2 separate regions of the Homo sapiens genome follow, and region 2 is linked to region 1. Evidence: chromatin contacts called from ENCODE Hi-C or POLR2A ChIA-PET data. All regions are on one chromosome and are shown on one strand. Each heading gives the region's core, a stretch centred on a gene start or an enhancer-like site at or near the end of the contact. The rest is flanking DNA. Distances are from core to core; before and after follow the strand shown. Region 1 holds the start of LINC02080 (long intergenic non-protein coding RNA 2080). Region 2 has its middle 16 kb from the start of LINC00868.

Region 1 (3,666 bases), core at 118-2,617:
GCAGGTCTCAGCCCCATTTTACCCAGCCCCTATTTAAGTTGGAGTTGCCCCAGTTCAAATGCCTCTGACACTACCCCCACTTACTTCAGATGCCAGTCCTAAATCCAGGCCGTCCATACTTCTTACTGACCAGCTGTAAAGGGAGGGGAGTTCCTATAATCCCCAGCTCATATTTGATAATTTGCTAGAATGGCTTGCAGAACTCAGGAAAACATTTTTTTTTTTGAAACAGGGTCTCACTTTGTTGCCCAGGCTGGAGTGCAGTGGTGCTATCATAGTTCACTGCAGCCTCAAACTCCTGGGCTCACGTGATCCTCCCACCTCAGCCTCCCGAGTAGCTGGAACCACAGGTGCGCACCACCACGCCCGGTTAATGTTTTAAATAAATTTATGTAGAGATGGGGTCTCACTATGTTGCTCAAGCTGGTCTTGAACTCCCACGCTCAAGCAATCCTCCCACCTCAGCCTCCCAAAGTGCTGGGATTACACGTCGGAGCCACCATGCCTGGCCCAGGAAAACAATTTACTTAAAATTGCCAGTTTATTGTAGAGGATACAACTCAAGAAGAGCCAAATGGAAGAGATGTGTAAGGTGAGCTTGGGGTGGGGATGCAAAGCCTCTATGCCCCGTCCAGGGATGCCACCCTCCCAGCACCCCATGTATTCACCAACCTCGAAGCTCATCACGTCTCCAGATTTGAGAGATTTTATGCAGCTTAATGGCAGCCTCCTCCCTGCCCTTTCAGGAGATCAGTGGGTGGGATGAAACGCCCAACCTTCTAATCACTTGGTCTTTCTGGTGACCAGTCATTTGTGAGACTATATGGGGACCCCACCCTTTGTCACCTCAGTACATGTGTTATCAGAGAGGCTCATAACAACCAAAGACACTCCTGTCTTTCAGGAAATTCCAAGGCTTGTAGGAGTTCTGTGCCACTGAGGACAAAGACCAAATATATTTCTTATTATATCACATCTAGTAAAGGTCTGAGCCTCAAGGTGACTCTCGGGAAGTGGTTAGCAACCAGTGAGCTGTTGCTCTATTATGATTTAGAAAATAAGGAAATGAGGCAGGGCATGGTGGCTCATGCCTGTAATCCCAACACTTTGGGAGGCTGAGGCAGGAGGATCACCTGAGGTCAGGAGTTCGAGACCAGCCTGACCAACGTGGCAAAGCCCCGTCTCTACGAAAAATACAAAATTAGCCAGGCATGGTGGCACATGCCTGTAATCCCAGCTACTCGGGAGGCTGAGGCGGGAGAATTGCTTGAACCCAGGAGGCGGAGGTTGCAGTGAGCCAAGATCGCACCAGTGTACTCCAGCCTAGGCAACAAGAGTGAAACTCCATCTCAAAAAAAAAAAAAAAAAAAGAAAATATGGAAATGCAATAGATTCAGAATCATAAGATGTAGACACAGAAGGAATCTTGGAGAACATTTAAAACTTAGGGAACTCTTGAGACAAAATCTCACTCTGTCACCCAGGCTGGAGTGCATTGTCACGATCTTGGCTCACTGTAACCCCTGCCTCCCAGTTCAAGCAACTCTCGTGCCTCAGCCTCCCAAGTAGCTGGGATTATAGGTGCCCACCACAATGCCTGGCTAATTTTTGTAGTTTTAGTAGAGATGGGCTTTCACCATGTTGGCCAGGCTGGTCTCGAACTCCTGACCTCAAGTGATCCACACACCTCAGCCTCCCAAAGTGCTGGGATTACAGGTGTGAGCCACCACGTCCTGCCTTATTATTATTTTTGAGACACAGTCTTGCTCTGTCACGCAGGCTGGAGCCATGTCAGCTCAATGCAACCTCTGCCCCCCTGGATTCAAGCAGTTCTCCTGCCTTGGCCTCCTGAGTAGCTGGGATTACAGGTATGTGTCACCACGCCCGGCTAATTTTTTGTATTTTTAGTAGAGACTGGGTTTCCTGACCTCAAGTGATCCACCCACCTCGGCCTCCCAAAGTGCTGCGATTACAGGCGTGAGCCACTGCGCTGGGCTCATGGTTCCTAATTATATCGCAGAACCACACCTCTGTGTCCCAAACATTATTGCAAAGCATTTCTCTTCTCCCACCTTGTTCCCACCCCCAACCTTGCCCAAAGCTTAAAGCTTACAAGTCACCTAAATATTCTATTAGGGGAAAAAAACTCCAGCATGTTTTATTATCTGATCAGATGCATCATCTCATACCCCCTTTCCCCATGATTTCTCCTGCATTTCTTCTTGCTATTCCAGCCACTCCTATAGCCTTTTCTTCTCTTTTTTTCTTTTTCTTTTTCCTTTTTTTTTTTTTTTTTTGAGACCGAGTCTCCCTCCGTTGCCCAGGCTGAAGAACTGTGGTGTGATCTTGGCTCACTACAACCTCTGCCTCCTGGGTTCAAGTGATTTTCCTGCCTCAGCCTCCAAAGTGGCTGGGATTACGGGCACCCGCCACCACTCCCAGCTAATTTTTGTATTTTTAGTAGAGACGGGTTTCACCATGTTGGCCAGGCTGGTCTCGAACTCCTGGTGTCAAGTGATCCACCTGCCTCGGCCTCCCAAAGTGATGGGATTACAAGTGTGAGCCACTGTGCCTGGCTTAGCCTTCGGTTTTGCTATTTTCTCTTTTTACTAAGTATCTGGCTAAAAGGGTTTTCTTGGAGCTAGTACTGAAGTGGTATCCTTAAGGGAGGTAAAAAGTCCAAAAGCTGGCTTAAGTGTCCAGTAAGGAATCACTTAATTTGGCACAGAGGGAAGCATTGCCTCTGTAATGGTCACCTATGAAATCCTTTCCAATTAAACAGCCTTCTCCTTTGTGCTGTAGTCTCTTTGTATTGGTGTGGCCATTTGTCTGTGGGTAATAGCCAACTCGCAATGGATTGTTGCTGCTATTAATCTTTTTTTCAAGAAAGAAAATGACACACATAATAACCTGTTTGAAAAAGCCCTTTAATGGTACATTATTATTTGTTGTCTGGCTACAGAACAGTGAGGGCAGTGCATAGCTGTCTATACACTTTTCTTGCTGCTACAGAACTGATTGACTGCAGTAAAATAACCTTAAGATGTGTTTCTATGTTTCAGTGTAGAGGGTATACTTAGAATTTCCTGTATTTATCCTTCTATTAATACCATACTCAGACTGGGTGCAGTGGCTCACACCTGTATTCCTAGCACTTTGGGAGGCCAAGGCAGGCAGATCACCTGAGGTCAGGAGTTCAAGACCAGCCTGGGCAACATGATGAAACCCCATTTGTACCAAAAATATAAAAATCAGCTGGGCGCAGCAGCACGTGCCTGTGATCCCAGCTACTTGGGAGGTGGAGGCAGGAGAATCGCTTGAACCTGAGAGGCAGAGGTTGCAGTGAGCCGAGATGGCACACTGCACTTCAGCCTGGGCAACAGAGGGAGACTCGGTCTGAAAAAAAAAAAAGGAATAAAAGAATGGCTACTCCAGCCGGGTGTGGTGCCTCACGTCTGTAATCCCAGCACTTCGGGCGGCTGAGGAGAGTGGATCACTTGAGGCCCGGAGTTCGTGACCAGCCTGGCCAACATGGCAAAACTCCGTCTCTACAAAAAACTTAAAAAATTAGCCAAGCTTGGTAGCATGCACCTGTAGTTCCAGCTTTGAGCCCAGGAGGCAGAGGTTGCAGCGATCTGAGATCATGGCCTGCACTCCTAGCCAGGG
Region 2 (3,564 bases), core at 314-2,813, 41 kb after region 1:
GAAAGACAGCTCAGTGCCATCTTTAACTCACAGTGCAGGGAGTGAGCCCAGGCTTCAGGGCAGAGTGCTCCCTCCGCTTGCTGACTCTCAGCCTGGGCTCTGTCCTCTGGGCTCCGGCTGTTGTAGGACATCCTGAGAAAGGGGTCAGCCAGGCCGTGAACAGTCAATGGCATAGAGGCCTGAAGACTCCAGTCCTTCCTCCTGTGATGATGACACGTCCTAGGTGACCACCCTTGAGCTGATGCTTCTTTTTTTTTTTTTTTCCCTTCGAGACAGAGTCTTGCTCTGTTGCCCAGACTGGACTGCAGTGGCACCATCTCGGCTTACTGCAACCTCCACCTCCTGGGTTCAAGTGATTTTCCTGCGCCGAGGGGCTGGGACTACAGGTACGCGCCACTGCACCTGGATAATTTTTGTATTTTTACTAGAGACGGGGTTTCGCATGTTGGCCAGGCTGGTCTCGAACTCCTGACCTCTTGATCTGCCTGCCTTAGCCTCCCAAAGTGCTGGGATTACAGGCATGAGCCACAGCGCCCGGCCTGATGCTTATTTCTTTCCTCTCATGGTCTACACTTCCTCCCCTCCGCTCACTTCAGTCCTCTCCGCTCTTCACTGAACTGGCCTTTGACAAGGTCTCTGATGAGCGACGTCACCTCTCAGCTCCAGGCCCCCCAGACAGCACATTTTTCAGGTGTCGTTTCTGAGCACTCAATGCTGGCCTGTGCCTGGCTCAGCTCTTGGCTGTCTTTTCTATCTTAGCATGGTCCAACAGAGGTGCTTTTTTTTTTGTTTTTGAGACAGGGTCTTGCTCTGTCATCCAGGCTGGAGTGCGGTGGCACAGTTACTGCTCACTGATGCCTCAACCTCCTGAGCAGCTGGGACTGCAAGCATGCACCACTGTGTTGGGCTAATTTTTTATTTTTTGTAGAGATGGGGGTCTCAGTATGTTGCCCAGGCTGGTCTCAAACTCTTGGGCTGAAGTGATCTGCCTGCCTCCGCCTCCCAACGTGTTGGGATTATAGGCGTGAGCCACCATGCCCGGCCCCAACAGATTTTTCTGCCATGTTGGAGATGTTCTCTCTGTGCTGTGCAACACAGTAGCCATGAGCCACGTGCAAGGTGGTCAGTGTGACTGAGAAACCGGTTTCCTTTTTTTTCCTTTCTTTTTTTTTTTTTTGAGATGGAGTGTCTCCCTCTGTCACCCAGGCTGTAGTGTAGTGGTATGATCTCGGCTCACTGCTACCTCTGCCTCCTGGGTTCAAGCAATTCTCCCCTGCCCCAGCCTCCTGAGTAGCTGGGATTACAGGTGCATGCCACCATGTCCAGCTAATTTTTGTATTTTTAGTAGAGACAGTTTCACCATGTTGGCCAGGCTGGTCTCTAACTCCTGACCTCAGATGATCCACCCACCTCGGCCTCTCAAAGTGCTGGGATTACAGGCTTGAGCCACTGCATCCGGCCTGAGGTTTCCTTTTAGTTTCATTTTAATGAATTTAAATGTAAATAGCCACAGTGGCTGCTGGCTGCTGGCTGCGGTGTTGGACAGCGCCTCCTAGGAGGCTGTTAATACCTGTGCCGTGCCTTTGTAGAGCATCTGCCGCTGTCTTCTGCATTTCTGTTCCCTGCGCTGACACCTCCCCTGAGCCCCCATGAGATCCATCTCTTCTTGACACCTCTCCTGGGTGCCTCATAGGCACATGGATTGAGCACGTGAAAATTCTCTGATCCCACCTTCCCCATCGCAGAGAACGGCACCTGCCACTGCTCAGCCTCCAGATTCAGGAGTTGCATTTGTTTCCTTCTTTCTCCTGCCCTGAGCCAGTCACCTGGGCTCGTCCCTCCAGACATATCCCAACCTACACTTCCCTCCACCCCCACTGCCTCAGCCCACTCCGGATCAGGCTGGCCCTCCCAGCTCTCTGCCTCCCCACTCCTGTCCCGTGTCCCCCAGCCCAGCAGCCAGAGTGACCCGGCTACAGCACAAATCCCAGCACCTCGCTCCCTGCACCCCTAACTGCAACCAGAATCCATCCCAGCTGCTCTGTGGTCTGGCCTGCCCAGCCCTCCCACCCCATCTCCTCCTTCCCCTTCTAGTTGCCCAGTGCTGACCCCTCCCAGGGCTCCTGCATTTGCTGCTTGGAACTACCTCCCTGGCACCTTTGTGTCTCCTCCTCACTCCAGTCTGAATTCAGTGTTACCTCCTCAAAGAGGTCTTGTCCCAACACTCACTAGCACAGCACGTCGTCTTCCTTGTAGAGAGCACGCAGCCCCTCCAGACCAGAGCTGGACTTCCACAGGGAGCATCAGCCCCTCCAGACCAGAGCTCTGTTCTCATCACTGTGTTCCTGGTAAAACAGTCTTGTTGGCCTCCCTGAGCCAAGCTCTCTGTCCCTTCCTCCCTCTCTTCTTTTCTACCTCCCTCTCTCCCCACCTGTCTCTTCCTCTCTCTCCTTTTCTCCCTCTTTCTCTCCCTGACTCCCTCTGTTCCCTCAGTCAGTCTCTTTCTCTCCTCTCCCCGCCCTCTTGTTCCCTCTCTGTCTCTCTCTATTTCTGTCTCTTTTCTCCTCTCTCCCTCTGTTTCTCCCCCGACTCTCTCTCTGCCTCTCTGTCTCTCCCACTCTCTGCTTCTCTCTCTCTCTCTCTGCCTCTCTTTCTCTGCCTCTCTGTCCCTCCCTCTCTCTCTCTGTCCCTCCCTCTCTCTCTCTGTCCCTCTCCCTGTCTCTCTCTCCCTCTCTGTCTCTATCTCTCTCTGCCTCTCTTTCCTCTCTCTCTCTCTCCGCCTCTCTGTCTCTCCCTCTTTCTCCCTCTCTCTTTTCCTCTCTCTCTCTGCCTCTCTCTCCCTCCCCCCACCTCTCTCTGCCTCTCTGTCTCTCCCTCTTTGCCTCTCCCTCCCTCTCTCTCTGCATCTCTGTCTCTCCCTCTCTCTCCCTCTCTCTCTCTGCCTCTCTATCCCTCTCTATCTCTCCCTCTCTTTCTCCCTCTCTGTCTCTCTCTCCCTCTTTCTCTGCCTCTCTGTCTCTCCCTCCCCCCACCCCACCTCTCTGTCTCTCCCTCTCTCTTTGCCTCTCCCTCCCTTTCTCTCTCTCTCTCTGCCTCTCAGTCTCTCCCCCTCTCTCTCTCCTTTTGTTCCCCCCACCCACCCATGTCTGTGGAGGGCTGTGTCTCCCTTTGCCCCAGGACACTCCCTTTTTTTCTCCCCCGGTTCCGGTCTTTTGGGTGAAGGGTAGAAGGAAGACAAAAGCTGGAATTCCTGAGCAAGGGAAGTCATCACTACCCCCACGCTGGAGTTGTGACTGCCCATGCTGTGGCCCCTGGGTGGCCTCTGATGCAGCCACGCAAGGGGGTTCCACTCTGCTCCTTACTGGACCTGACCCCACCCCCTCCAGCAGCGTCCTCCGGAAGGGACTAGTTTCCCCTTGTACCCAGTGGGTCCAGGGCACCTGGATCAGTCCTTCAGTACCTTCATGTTTCAAACAAACACCTCTTGTAGCTCAGGCAGCAAATTGCGCTGTTCGTGGGGAGAGGGGCCGAGTGCCCTGACCAGTCGGAGCTGGACCGGCCAGT

What was found. Hi-C counts contacts between places; a loop is a spot of excess contacts on that map. ChIA-PET counts read pairs that join two places held with the same protein, here RNA polymerase II (POLR2A). Pooled maps may share reads with other maps.
Region 2: a map with no recorded cell type shows a loop between it and region 1 (3-fold over the local background). The contact joins the enhancer-like site here to the promoter of LINC02080 in region 1. A Hi-C loop is called at or near these places in 1 of 168 maps with a recorded cell type or tissue (Caco-2), 9 of 37 single-sample maps with no recorded cell type and 8 of 50 pooled maps. POLR2A ChIA-PET finds 5 or more read pairs at or near these places in 15 of 52 experiments (A673, H1, HEK293 and 9 more).

Annotation. Positions count from the first base shown.
Region 1 is chr17:76,797,677-76,801,342 of GRCh38, forward strand. It overlaps LINC02080 (long intergenic non-protein coding RNA 2080), which reads left to right and starts at 1,368. Exons shown (of 3, transcript NR_110837.1): 1 at 1,368-1,868. It also overlaps a transcript of MFSD11 not described here.
Region 2 is chr17:76,838,362-76,841,925 of GRCh38, forward strand. No RefSeq gene overlaps it. Among named protein-coding and RNA genes, the nearest start is that of LINC00868, 16 kb to the right of the region's middle. RefSeq lists enhancers at 1-515, 1,156-1,205, 1,456-1,515, 1,626-1,675, 2,930-3,446 and a silencer at 1,247-1,442. Within about 2 kb of position 1,564, at least 2 of the 41 ENCODE cell types and tissues checked have a DNase peak (open chromatin) inside an H3K27ac peak, as active enhancers do; they include OCI-LY7, where a contact is called at or near this core.